2 separate regions of the Homo sapiens genome follow, and region 2 is linked to region 1. A link is an interaction called in ENCODE POLR2A ChIA-PET data of the cell type or tissue named here. Cell type or tissue: GM12878. All regions are shown on one strand. Links, peaks and the distances in the headings refer to the core of each region. The heading gives the core; the rest is flanking DNA.

Region 1 (10,717 bases), core at 3,071-7,070:
CTCCTAAACCTCAGTTTTCCTGGACACACAGTGGGAGGAACAACTCCAGCCCATTTCTGGCCCTCCAGACATTGGTTGCTGCCAAGAGAGAACATGTGCACATCTACATCAACCAGAACTGAATGTTACACAAACCACAGGTGCTGGCTTTGCTAACTTGGCACATCACATCTCTGGGAGTTGCCAGTGTCAGTGGCTTAAGTGGTCTAAGGTGAAGGGGGTAGCCCTTACCCAGTAGTGACAGCCAAGAGAGGGATGGTGACACAGCAGGTTACAAAGGACTCTGTAGCTGTCAGCCGTTAACATGTGACAAGCCTGAAACCTCCAGGCCTTTTTCTGTGCAGATGGAAAGATGCCAAGTGCTGGCACCCTGGGCCACCATGTCTGCTGAGTGGCCAGGTGCCCCAACAACACACTGACTACTGGCACTGAGAGAGCACATGAATCAGGAGGAACAAGGCCACACTAAAGGAGATTAGTCTCAAGATTGCCATTTAGCTGACTGAAGGAAAACAACCTATTACAGTAATGTTCCTTTTCTGATCTTCATTTTCACTCCCTCAACAAAATCCATCCAGTGTCCAAAAGGGTGCTGCTCATTTGCAAATCCAAAACCACCAAAACCACCACCAACTCTCCAAAGGCTTCCCCTGTTCTCCAGGTAAATATGAAATGCCATGCCACAGCTGACAAGGCCTGCCCTCACCAACCCCTCCAACCTCAGCTGGCTCCTCTCACTCTCTGTGCTCCAACCATACTTTCAGTTCCTCATAAAACTCCCCACCCACTGCCTGCTTCCAGAGCCTTTGCAAATCCAGGCCCTCAGCCTGAAATTTTCCTCAACGTCCTGTCACTCTGCTTGGTAAATACTTGTTTGGTCTTCACAATATTTACTCGAACATCACTTCCTCAAAGAAGCCTTCTATGATACCCTCTTAGCCCTAGGACCAAGTCAAATCCCTCTCAGATGTTCTTAACTCTTTCTTTCAATACACTTATTCCAAGTGTAATTTTACTAACTTTGACATATTCATCAGTACACTCTAAGCTGGAACCCTATCTGACACTGTATCTCAGGGCCTAACAGTCTCTGGAATGTAACAGATGTTTTATATACATTTGTTGACTGAAAAAATAAAATTTCAGAGAGAAGGAAAACGAAGCTGTATCCAAATCAAAGAGTTCTACTTAGAGCTGTTCTCCTCCCTACATGACCTTAAGCCAAACAATTCTCTCCCCTTCCCCCTTTCTCTCCCAAATTTCTTACAGAAGTTACTTTCTGTCCTGACATTCTTTAAGCTGGTGGTAGCCATAGTGATAAGCTGGCCTACAGCCAGAAACAGTCTAAAAAGATATCACCTTGTCTGAGTGCTCCAGGCTTCCAAAATAAAAGTTCCCAGCACAGGCCCAGGCAGGCACAAACACAAAAGCCTTTCCCCAGTAAAGACACTGAACCAAACAACCAGGACCCCCTGAAAGAAATGAGTAATCCCCAGGGCAGACAGTGCCCCCCGAGTGACCCACCCAAAGAAAGAAGGGAGGGGAGGCAAGGCTACAGGGGCAGAAGCAGGCATTCTGTGCCCTGATGAGATTTTAAACCCTCTTTTACTCCTTGGATGAAGCAGAGATGTGCCCAAACACTAAATATCAAAGTCGCTCCTGATGAGGCAGCTTCAGAGGAGGTCCACAGATTGTGGCTCAGAAAAGCAATATCAGCAACTAAAGAAGTTCACATAAAGCTCTAATTAAGGCCATTTTCCCTCTACAGAAGCAGGAGGATCTTCTCCTTACCCTTCTCTTATGTAGGGTAGGCAGGTAGGGGGTGGCAGGAAGGGAGGCAGAAGTATTTTTTGAGCACCACTTAGTGCCAGGCATAGTGACAGGTACTTTATAGACAGGGCTATTAATAAAAAACAAATGGGAAATGAATAAGCACATACACAGATAGGTAGCTGATGCTCAGCGAGGTTAAGCAACTTGTCCAACTATTGAATGGTAAGGTCAAGGGTCACACCCACAGCCAGATGTGGTGGCTCATACCTATAATCCCAACACTTCAGAAGGCAGAGGAGGGAGGATCACTTGAAACCAGGAGTTCAAAACCAGCCTGAGCAACACAGCAAGATCCCATCTCTACAAAAAATTAAAAGATTAGCCAGGTGTGGTGGCACATGACTGTAGTCCCACTACTAGGGAGGCTGAGGTGGGAGGATCTCTTGACCTCAGGAAGTCGAGGCTGCAGTGAGCCAAGACTGTGCCACTGCATTCCAGCCAGGGCAACAGAGCAAGACCCTGTCTCTTTAAAAAAAAAAAAAAAAAAAAGTTGGCCAGGCACGGTGGCTCATGCTTGTAATCCCAGCACTTTGGGAGACCGAGGTGGGTGGATCACTTGAGGCCAGGCGTTCGAGACCCAGGAGTTCAAGACCAGCCTGACCAACATGGGGAAACCTCATCTCTACTAAAAACACAAAAAAATTAGCCAGGCATAGTGGTGTGCACCTGTAATCCCAGCTACTTGGGACGCTGAAGCAGGAGAATCACATGAAACCAGGAGGTGAAGATTGCAGTGAGCCGAGATCACGCCATTGCAATCCAGCCTGGGCAACAAGAGCAAAACTCCATCTCAAAAAAAAAAAAAAAAAAAAAAAAATCATACCCAGCTTTGCCTGAATCAGACTTTTTTCTCCTACCCCAATGCTGCCTTTGTGGGTCATCTATTAGCCCCACTCTGCTCCTCACCCCTTTACCACCACCTTCCTAACCAGAATTGGGAATGTAGCTCCTGGTAAGCTCTCTGGCAAAGAAAAGTCTGTCTTCCATGAGCACAACCCACCACAATTGATACATACAAAACTGAGATGCACCACCACTTCCTAGGTTTGGAGCACAGTTTGTTGTAGGGAGCAAAATTCATCATCTGCAACTATGGGCATGAGGCTGGATTTTCTGAAAACCCAAAATGAGACCACAGTGATGAAGTCTCTGCATTTCCCAGAACCCACAGCTCTGGGCACTAGTATGGTATTCCTGCAGTGTAGCATGCCTTAAACCAAAGGATGGTGTGCTCCATCACACCATCAGAAAGACAGTACCTGCAGGGTAGACAATCCCAGCTGAAGTCTCCATAGCTCCTCTAGCTAGGCAGAGAGGGTAGCAACTCCATACCTGAGTCACCTGCCTCTACACAGCATCTTCTGCAAGGTTAAGCAGCCATTCATTGTGCTGTAGTTCAAGGTTAACCCTTCCCCCTGCACTCATTTCAGGATCTGCCTCTTATCAAAACCTATGCCAGCTGATTATTATAATGATAACTATTATGCCATTATAATAACATTATTGTGCTTTTTTTCTGCACTTGACATCTGTTGGCTGATAGGTTTAAACAGTACATAAGCAATAATTATGCAGTGCTCTCTCCTTTCCAACCAAGCCTCTAGTGTGACTCTTAATGTTACATCCAACTGCAATAAATGCCCAGCCCGAGCAGCAGTGGGAAACATGGCTCATCTGGGTTCACCCACCATGCCTCTAGTCACAGTGCCAGAAACAGAGGCTCAACTAGGTCCCTAATTGTTAACATGCTCCCCTGCTCTCCCAGGGATTTGGGGGAAATACTACCCAGCAAGCAATTTATTGTTGAAAACCCCCGCAGGGCTGGAGGAGTTATATACAAGTCTCAGTACTGCAGAGGGACAAGCAGTACCAAATCACAACAGCACACACCATCACAAGAGAAGAAGCACAGGAAAATGCATTCCTCCACTGGGAGTTCTCAAACAAATGATTTCCAGAGAGTCATTCTGCCTGGTTCCCCACACACAGTTCTTGGCAATTGCTGGTAAAATTGGCAGAAGGGAGAGGAGGGGTAGGACTATCTCCAGGCTTCTATTTTGAAGTTGAGAAATCACTAAACTGGCTGCTCAGCCTTCTTTATAGGACCCGCCAGAGTCCAGGATAGAGTCTGGAGGCCAAAGCAGAGAAGTCCCACCTCCTGTCAGCCAAAGCCCTTGCATCTACCTTTCACACTGTTGATGACAATCAAGGTAGAAAAAAGATGTGAGATTCTTTAACTGCAGACTATCAATATGCCTGAATTACACATTAGCCCTATTAAAGTAAAGGCAACCCATAGCAAGGCTTCACTAAAAAATGATGTTAAAACAAACCTCGCCAGGGGACCAGGGCTGGCCTGTTTTGTTTTCTACACTGTAATACACAGTTTTTGTTTTTTTGGTTTTTTTTAAGGCAGAGAAGGGGGTGGAAGGTTATTTGAATTTAAACGAGCAGTAAACACTATAATCTGTGTGCAAGGAGAAAAGGAACATTCAGAAGTGCCAAGTGCAGCCTCTTGGGACATGTGTGGCCAGGGCAGTAGTAGCCCGGGGGGCTTTCTCCTTCAGCCTCAACACGCTGCTCTCATTGCTTGGGAGCAGGCAAGCCAGCAGGCAAGGTCCACGCAGCACAAAAAGGCACTGTTCCCTAGGTCTAAGGAGAAGATTGCCCTCTCAGAAGGAAATTAATATGACGCAACACGGAATGAGCAGGGCGAGTCATCCACAGAAGTCACCTATCTAAGGAGGGGGTTTGAAGAGGTGTTACTCAAGGCATGGACCACATCTGTCTCATTCATCACTGTATTTCCAGGGCTAAGCAGGTCCTGGCACACAATGGGTACTCAGCAAATAATGGTGGACTGAATGGTAACCAGAAAGAACCCTTAGGTTGGAAGCCACTGACAAGAGCTAGAATCTAACTGTTCCTATTGTAACCTGTGGTAACAAAAGAGCCGTGGACGGCAAAGAATATATAAAGGGAGCCAAGAGAATAAAAATGAGTCTATCTCCAGTACCTGGTGCCTTAATAGACTGACAAGTGTATTCTGGTCAGATTACAATATAGCCCTAGAAGGACAAAGTGGGAAGGAGAAAAGGGGAAGAGGGAAGAGTGAGAAACAAGTGAGACAAAACATTTATTGAGTGCTTACCATGTATATATCTGAAAAACCCAGGGGGTTTCACAGCTGAGGACACAGGAGCAGGGGGGTTGAGTAGCTCCTCTGAAGTCTCACAGCTGTTACATGGTTTAAATCTGGGTGTATCTGATGCTATGACCCAAAAGCTTGCCACCATAATTTGCCTTGGTTTCCTCCAGAGGGGAGCTGGCTTCCCAGCTAATCTCTCCTACAGAGGAGAGATGCTCTTACATGTCCACATAAATCAACTTAGTCGTCATGTTTATTGGAGTTAGTTAACTGGAACTGTGACTTGATGGTCTCTTATGAATTTCACATGCCTGAGGCAGGCCCCCAGGAACTGAAACCTGGATGAACTAACTAAGTTTACAGGCCTGCAAAGCTGCACACCAGTAAGGTCCTAAGTCATCAGCTTTCTAGGGCAAACCTCTCTGGCCCGGCACAGGTCAGGTCTGGGTAAGGAAAGAACCTAAGCATGACCTCTACATGCCCCCAAGTTCTCCTCAGAAATTACAAAGAAGCCTTCCCTACTCCATGCTATGTCAGCCATACACAGAATTCTATTTGAAGGCTTTAAATTCTGATTTAAGTAGGACTAACAGAAGTAAAAAGCCAAGGATTTCTGCATGGTCCTTAGAAGCAAATGAGCCTTCCCTCCATGTCCATGGTGCTCCTGCCTCCCCGGAGTTTCCAGAGACCTTCCACACCCATGATGTCAGGTGCAGCAGAGTAGAAAGGGCAAGGTGATTTTCCATATTCTATTCAGAAGAGACCAGAGGTGAGAATCAGCCAGTGCTCCTAATGGAGGTGAATACCCTGGACAAACTCAGAGGCAGCTTAGGTTGTACTAAAAAACATTTTCAAGGTTGTCTGTTTATTGCACCTCCTGTATGAGGGCTTTCATCAGTTAAAATGGGTTTTTTCAAAGCACAGGGAAGCGGATGATTCACCCAGGTGCACAACAGCTGCTGGGAAGACCTGTGGGAAGAGGCCACCCGGCAAAGGCAGGCTGTGTATGGTAAGAAGGGTCTCCAAGGAATGCCCTACATGCCAAGCCACATGCTGTCAGGATATTAATCCAAACCCATCTTGCACACTTTACAATGTTTACTCTCTCTGGGATGTGGAGCATTAAATTATATCCAAGGACTACACAAGTCCTTCCAATTCTATTCCACACTCACTTCTTTGCTAAAAAGATTTGTAACCTGGAAACAAAGCCCTCTGCCTAATAGCAGCAATAACTCTCCGCAAAGAATAGGAAGCCAGACTGTCAGTTCAAACTCTCCTAAAAGGTATTGCCCCATTGAAGCTTTAGTTTAGGTTTCTCCAAAAAGTGGAGAAACCTACTACTGATCCCCTTTTTCCAGAGAGGACAGGCCTGTGTAACTAAGCATCCTGAAAGGAGGGTTCAAACCAAAAGAGGAAAGAGGAATCACCACCACTCCATTCCTGCCCTAACTGCAATGGTCCTGGAAATGGTAAAGAATTCCAAAGAGGACTGCCTCATTGCTACAAGAACTAAGAACAAGGTACATTAATAGGAGACAAAGCTACCTGGATTAGTCACAGCCCTACTCTGGCTAGCAGTATGACCCTAAATGGGTCATTTAGACTCTCCGAGCCTCAATATTTTACCACCATAAAATGGGGGTGTTGTGTGGCCAGGCACAGTGGCTCATTCTTATAATCCCAGCACTTTGGGAGGTCAAGGTGGAAGGATCGCTTGAGGCCAGGAGTTCAAGACCAGCCTCGGAAACATAGCAAAACCCCATCTCTACAAAAAAATTTTAAAAAATTAGCCAGGCATGGTGGCACATGCCTATAGTCCCAGCTCAGGAGGCTGAGGTGGGAGGATATCTTGAGCCCAAGATTTTGAGGTTGCAGTGAGCTACGATCACACCACTGTTACTCCAGCCTGGGTGTGAGTGAGATGTTGTCTCTAAAAAAACTACAACTAAAAAATAAATAAATGGGGATGTCATAAGAATCAGACTGAAAACAGTAAAATTTGAAAACAGTAAAATATTGCACATACTTTACACCTGATTGTTATTCCAAAGACCCCTGCATGAGAAACCCTAGGACATTTCTAGGGAGCAGAGAGGCCAAGCTGTCACATCTGAGAGGCAGTCTACAGCGACTGGGTCCAGTTGTTTACAGAGAAATCCATATGTCAGGAATAAAGTGAGGACAGAGTAAAATTTGAAGAGAAGACCACACATGGGTCTGCTCAGCTACATTTAAAAAATAACAATACAGCAGGTCTCCAAATAACATTGCTTCGATCAACATTATTTCCTTATAACACCGACGAGAAAAAAATAATTGTTTCCCAGCCAGGGCCACTGCTTGTGTGGAGTCTGCTTATTCTCCCCATGTCTGTGTGGGTTTTCTCCAAGTCCTCAGTCACCTTCCACATCCCGAAGACGTGCCTGTTAGGTTCACTGTTGCGTGTAAGGGGTCCAGTCTGCATGAGTGTCAGGGTGTGTGAGTGTACCTTGAAATGGGATGGCATCCTGTCCAAGGCTGGTTCCTGCCTGGTGCCCTGAGCTGCCGGGATGGGCTCTGGCCACCCAAGACCCTGAACTAATAGGGTAGTAATTATCTCACTTGTTTTTGTTAATCCTTCTTAAAGGAATGTATAGCTCACATTTATCTCAGTTTTTAATATTAGAAGTGTTTTGGTCTTTATTTAGAAGTTTGGTCATGTTTCTGTAACAAGAAATATTCTGTAGGAACTTAACTCTTGTTTATACCAATGAGCCATAGTAAAATTGGTTTTGTATACATTTCACTTAAAGTCACAGTTTCCAAGAACTTATGACCGATGTCAAGTGAGGACTTACTGTATATGCATATGTTTCAAATTTGAAAAGGCACACAAAGACATATAGTGAAAAGTAAGTCTCCCTCCTTCCCAATTCTCTAGTTACCCAGGGCCTCTCACTAGAGACAAACTGCACTGCTTTCAGTTTCTCATGTAGTCTGCCCGAGATATCCCAGGCAGCTAATTTCTACTGGAGATGGGGATATCATTTGTGGCAACACTCTCAGACCTAGAAGGTGATGCCAGGCAAGTAAGCACTGCTGGGGCACTTAGGGACTATGAAAAAAATGAGACAGCCAGAGGATAAGATATCACCTTGCAAAAGGTTCCATGGAGATGCAGACTTCCTTCTGGCTATTATACTGTTTTGCCCCTTGGCTGACCACATTTAAGCAGTGATTCTGTACAATGTATTTCCCTTTTAGTTGTATTTGTTCACCCAGAGCTCTTTCTCAGAGATGTCATTAACAGAAGTGGCCTCTGGGACCTTATGCTGCACCAGCCTGACCACCAGGCCCTTCAAAGTAGCCAGAAGCAGGAACAACTATCAAACCTGCCTCAGTGGAAGCTGAGCAAAAGGGCAAAAAGTGCAAAAGTTCTTGAGTCACCACCTTTCTAGGGACAAAAGTTGCTTTTCATAGCCCAGTGAAATCAGAATATAAGGGAGGATAAAGCCCAGACCATAGATGTTCTACAGGGCCGAACCCAAGAGATTAAGTCACTACCCACAGAAAATCATAGGACACTTTTATCTAAAGATAGGCTTTCACCAAACGCCCTCAAAAGTTTTCAAGCTATGTCCTCCCCTCCCCCACCTTTATTATTTTACAAGGAATTTAAATGTGTGAAACTCCAGCCTCTACCTAAAGGATACAGATGGGTAGCCTATAGGTCAAATCTAGACCACAAATATGCTTTGGTAGTCCCTAGAGATTATGAATATCTGGCCTCCCATATGACATGAGGAGGCCATACTCACCCATGACGATAGGCTGAGTAGCAGCCACCCCTCATGAAGCACATAAGCACTCCGGTTTGACACAGGCCTACCATTCTCTGTTGCCTCTCTGTTCCCAACTTGGCCCTAAAAACATCTGAGTTGGAGACTCCTAGCCAGTGAGTAACACAGGAGGCTAAACTGGCAAGTACATCAGCTGACCAAATAGCAGGACTCTTGAATTCATAAACATTTATTGAACACTCTCTATGTGCCAGGACTGTGCTGGGGATTGGATGCATGAAGAGGAATGACAGATGCAGTGTCTGCCCTCTAGGAAGTTCTAATCCAATTGAGTGTATAAGGCTTACTCTAAGGAATCCAATGCTTCAAAAACAAAGGGCTCTGGGAATGGAGCATGTGAACTCACTGTGGCTGGGAATCAAGAAATGCTTCAGGGAAGTAGGATTTCAACAGGATTGTTATCATTTCTTAAGTTTTCATGTAAACATCCATTCAACAACCATTTATGGTATCCATATTACACTCAGCATTATGCTAAGAGACACATTAAATCACAACCCATATCCTTGAGAAGCTCATATAAAAAGAGACAAACATCATACCATAATAAAAGTGTGCTGAATTCTATAATAAAGGTGTTGCAATGGGGATACAGATGAGGACACATCAGGTAAGGCTCACTGAAGGCGGCAGCTCTGCAGCATAAAGTAGGGAACCGGCTGGGTGCAGTGGCTCACGTCTGTAATCCCAGCACTTTGGGATGCCGAGGCGGGTGGATCACAAGGTCAGGAGCTCGAGGCCAGCCTGGCCAACACGGTGAAACCCCGTCTCTACTAAAATTACAAAAATTAGCCGGGTGTGGTGGCACATGCCTGTGGTCCCAGCTACTTGGGAGGCTGAGGCAGGAGTATCACTGGAACCCGGGAGGCAGAGGTTGCAATGAGCCGAGATTGTGCCACTCCACTCCAGCCTGGGGCAACAGAGCAAGACTCCATCTTAAAAAAAAAAAAAAAAGTAGGAAACTAAGGAGAGAGTACTCTGGGCAAAAGAACTGGCAGAGACACCAACATGAAGCATACTCAGAGGACCACGTGGATCAGTTCATCAGGAGCAAGGGGTACACGTGGGTGATGGTACGGACATATTAATTAAAATGGTAGGATGGGTATACACTGCAATAGGCTTGGAACACCAACAACCTGATACATTTGGAATTTATTCAGGAGCTAGTGGGTGCCATTGAAGGCTTCTGATATGGTTTGAATTTGTGTCCCCACCCAAATCTCATATCAAATTGTAATCCCTAATATTGGAGGAGGGGCCTAGTGGGAGGTGACTAAGTCATAGGGGCGGATTTCCCCCTTGCTGTTTTCACAAAAGTGAGTTCTCACAGGATCTGGCCATTTAAAAATGTGCAGCATGTCCCCCTTGCTCTCTTTCTCCTGCTCCAGACATGTAAGACGTGCCAGCTTCCCCTTCGCCTTCCGCCATGATGGTAAGTTTCCTGAGGCCTTCCCAGAAGCAGAAGTCTGTACAGCCTGCAGAACCATGAGCTAATTAAACCTCTTTTCTTTATAAATTACCCATTCTCAGGTATTTGTTTATAACTGTATGAGAACAGACTAATACAGCTTCCAAGCATAAGTATTCTCTGATAAGCACAATATATAGGAAGACCCAAAGTGGCAGTGGTATATAGTGTCCTGGAGGAAGCAAAAGCAAGAAATAAGAGGGCGCTTCTGTAATAATTCTGGAGCACAGTCACAGGAAACAGGGGAAGCAACAAAACTAGGTAAAAAAGATACTGCAGAGGCTCGCTAAAAAGAAAAAGACAATGGCATTTTCTTGAATGTACTAATTCCTATTGTTTACCAATTCAGATTGGCCTTCCCTCCAAATAGTGAGTTTTTTTTACCTTATTTGTTTCATACAGAGAAGTGAGGCATGGTCTATA
Region 2 (4,000 bases), core at 1-4,000, 130 kb after region 1:
TTTTATTTCTTTATAGGTCATTTTAGGTCATCAAATTGCTTTTCTTTTCTTTTCTTTTTTTCTTTTTTTTTTTGAGACGGAGTTTCACTTTTGTTGCCCAGGCTGTAATGAGTGCAATGGTGCGATCTCGGCTCACCGCAACCTCCGCCTCCCAGGTTCAAGCAATTCTCCTGCTTCAGCCTTCCGAGTAGCTGGGATTACAGGCATGCGCCACCACGCCCAGCTAATTTTATATTTTTAGAGCCAGGGTTTCTCCATGTTGGTCAGGCTGGTCTTGAACTCCTGACCTCAGGTGATTCACTGCCTTGGCCTCCCAAAGTCCTGGGATTACAGGTGTGAGCCATCGCACCCAGTCATCAGATTGCTTTTCTATGCAATCTCAAGCTTTCTCAGCTTCCTTTCACTTAAAGAAAATTACCCACTACAGCACTTTGGCTGTCTTGTCACTTGAGTTTATATTAAGTTATACTTTTTTCTGCCATTCTGTAAGTGCTTCCCAAATTCTTTTTTTTCTCTCTATAAGGTATCTCAGATACATCAAGGTGAATGTAGTTTTCCTACAGAAATGTCTGAATTTAAAAAGTGCACGAATCCTTTATTAATCTGATTTTACAGGAGTTACCTCAGTGTAGAGTCCAGGGATATATATTTTTATAAAACTCTTTCACTTAGTCCCCACCGTAAACCAACCAGTAATAGATCAGTAGTACAGATTAGTCATTGGATGAGTTTGGGAGGTATGTGATTGATTTTTTGATCTTGGCCTTCCTTTTTTCACTTTGAAAGACCAGACACACTTTTCCCCTAAGTTTGAACCTTTAAACAACGTGGAGGATTGGATATAATTTCTGTTCAGCTATGTACCCTTTCTAGCTCCTATGAAATAGAAGCATGCGTAGTAGGATAACATTTATTTCTCTCCCACAACTTAAGAATATTTTAAGTAAAATCTGAATATTTTTAGTTCAGAGAATTGTAAGTCGTTAATTGGTATTTGTTTAATTAATCCTTTTTTTTTTTTTTTTTTTTTTTTTTTTTTTTTTTGAGAAGGTTTCTCGCTCTGTGTCCCAGGCTGGAGTACAGTGGCGTGATCTTGGCTCACTGCATCCTCTGCCTTTCGGGTTCAAGCAATTCTCCTGCCTCAGCATCCCAGGTAGCTGGGATTACAGGCATACATCACCATGCCCAGCTAATTTTTTTGTATTTTTAGTAGAGACGGGTTTCACCATGTTAGCCAGGCTGGTCTCTAACTCCTGGCCTCAGGTGATCCGCCTGCCCCGGCCTCCCAAAGTGCTGGGATTACAAGTATGAGCCACCACGCCCAGCCAAGGCTTCTAAATTTTGTGAACTTACCTGTGGCTCCTCTGACTTAGAGCCATTTTTATTTTATTTTATTTTGTTTTATGTTTTTGAGAAAGGGTCTTTTGCTTTGTAGCCCACGCTGAAGTGCGCTTAGGTGTTCGCAGCTCATTGCACTCTCTACCACCCAGGCTCAAGTGACGCATGTACCACCACCACATCTGGCGTTTTTTTCTTGATAGAGATCGGGTTTCACTGTGTTGCCCAGGCTGGTCTCAAACTCCTGGGCTCAAGTAATCTGCCTGCTTTGGCCTCCCAGAGTGCTGGGATCGTATGCGTGAGCCACTGCACCCGGCCCTTACAAGCCATTTTAAAACTGGTCCCCAAGAAGGCAGTGGTCCATTACTTTCCAGTTGAAACTTTAGATATCCCAAATAGCTGATGATTAGAGAGCCAGCTGGAGAGATCTTGAGTTCCTTAGCTATTAGCCATTATTTTAAAAAGATAATCTAGCTTTGAGAGACCTGGAAATAGTAGTTTATAGCTTCCAACATTTTAAGGAAGGTACCATTCTATTTGGATGAGTTCCATTTTAGTTTACAGGATTTTATTTTTATTTATTTATTTATTTTTGAGACAGTTTCACTCTTGCCCAGACTGGAGTGCAATGGTGTGATCTTGGCTCACTGCAACCTCTGCCTCCCAGGTTCAAGCTATTCTCCTGCCTTAGCCTCCCAAGTAGCTGGAATTACAGGCACCTGCCACCATGCCTGGCTAATTTTTGTATTTTTAATAAAGACAGCGTTTCACCATGTTGGCCAGGCTGGTCTTGAACTCCTGACCTCAGTTGATGCTCCCACCTTGGCCTTCCAAAGTGCTGGGACTGCAGGCCTGAGCCACCGCACCTGGCCTTTCACAGGATTTTAGATAATTTTACTAGAGCATAGGAATGTACCTAAACTGTTGTCAGGTAAATATAAACCAGTTTTTTTTTTTTTTTTTTTTAGGAGCTCATTTATAAAATACCAATCCGCAGCTTTTTGAAAGCACGTATCTTGTAATTTGGTACCTTGGTACCTTACTCTAATTTAGTTCAGCTCTCAGTGAGACATCCCCCTTTAAAAACACATCGCCTGACCATGTTTTATATTCCAAATATAATTGTATTGGGTAGTGTGGGTGTTACAGAAATTACCTCAATTTGTGGGAGTTTGTGAAACATCAATAATAGTTGTAAAGCAGGAATTGTAAAACAAGACTGCTTTATAATCAGTGTAATAATAGTTCTTTTTTTTTTTTTTTTTTTAGCACATTCCATGTGCCTGGCAAGGGTCTGATAAGCAGTTTACCTTTATTGACTCATTTGCTTTTCACAACAACCCTATGAGACTCTTGTCCCAGTGAATTTAAATAACACGGACCAAAGATTCACATCTTTGTAATTTGGGAGTGAACCTAGGCAGTCTAATAGCAGAGCCCACTTTTTGTAACTTCTCTTTCTTACATTGCCTAAAAAGTTAACTCATTTATATCTGCATTTTTTTCCTAAAGAAATTTATTTGAATAAAATAAGAGTTACTTCAATTTAAAGTAAACCATAAAAGAGTAAATAGTGAAAGAATGTCATGTTTCCCACCCTAAATTTGGAAAGAGGCACTCCTTAAATTTGCTTATTTTGGGGAAATACAAAGGGAGCATAATATTTTGATAAATGGGATTCGTTTTCTAGAAAAGCCATTCCTGTTGAATCATGTTAGCATTTTATGGTAATGCTAATCATGGTGTATTTTTCATTCACTGTGTATTTAGTAGGTAGTAAACCTGGAACATCCTCAAAAGCTGGATGTGATTAAAGTTTTAGTTTTTGTTTTTGTTTTTGTTTTGTTTTGTTTTGTTTTGAGACGGAGTCTTTGTCATCCAGGCTGGAGTGCAGTGGCGCAGTCTCAGCTCACTGGAATCTCCGCCTTTTGGGTTCAAGAGATTCTGCTGCCTCAGCCTTCCAAGTAGCTGGGACTACAGGCGTGTGCCACCACGCCCGGCTAAATTTTGTATTTTTTGTAGAGATGGGGTTTCGCCATGTTGGCTAGGCTGGTTTCAAACTCCTGGTCTCAAATGATCCATCCATCTCAGCCTCCCAAAGTGTTGGGATTATAGGCATGAGCCACCATGCTCGGCCTAAAAGATTCTATTTTAACTAATTGTTCACATTTATAGTATATAGTTTCTAGAAAAGTAGATATAAACATGGATGTTTTATTCAGAGTGCTATAAAGTAGCATACAATGAATACTTCAGTTTGGTCCACAGTAAAAATTAATAAGCCTTGCTGATCTCAAGGTTAGTTACTACTCTTGATCTTTATTAACTCTATATCTTTTCCCTGTCAAATATCTTAAGTATGTTGACAAGTTAATCCAGTTTTTCCAAGAATGTGCATAGCGTATTTGAGGGCAGGATCAAGCCTCAAGGATTCAGAGAAATGGTTTTAAATTAAATCAATGTGATTTAGTGAATGGGCAGGTGTTTGTACAGCCTATGATACTGCATAGACATTAATATCCTAGAGTTTGAATGGTTCAGATGAAAATATTTCAGCTTTATTTTTGTTAATTCTACTAATTTACTTTGCTGCAGGAGTGGAGTCAACATATCAATGGAGCAAGTCACAGTCGTCGATGCCAGCTTCTTCTTGAAATGTAGG

What was found. Peaks named below come from ENCODE experiments on the same cell type or tissue, not always from the same donor. Only the 100,000 strongest peaks of a DNase experiment are listed, where the experiment ranks them.
Region 2: POLR2A ChIA-PET joins it to region 1 with 6 read pairs; 4 of 35 experiments call an interaction of 5 or more read pairs at or near these places.

Annotation. Positions count from the first base shown.
Region 1 is chr5:139,177,757-139,188,473 of GRCh38, forward strand. The region is part of intron 1 of SIL1 (SIL1 nucleotide exchange factor); the gene reads right to left. Among named protein-coding and RNA genes, the nearest start is that of SIL1, 15 kb to the right of the region's middle. In GM12878, for the core only: no CTCF peak of the experiment used is centred there; DNase peaks (open chromatin) are centred at 5,085 and 5,185; H3K4me3 peaks cover 606 bases; H3K27ac peaks cover 2,606 bases.
Region 2 is chr5:139,310,742-139,314,741 of GRCh38, forward strand. It overlaps MATR3 (matrin 3), which reads left to right. Exons shown (of 15, transcript NM_018834.6): 3 at 3,934-3,995. Among named protein-coding and RNA genes, the nearest start is that of MATR3, 19 kb to the left of the region's middle. In GM12878, for the core only: no CTCF peak of the experiment used is centred there; no DNase peak of the experiment used is centred there.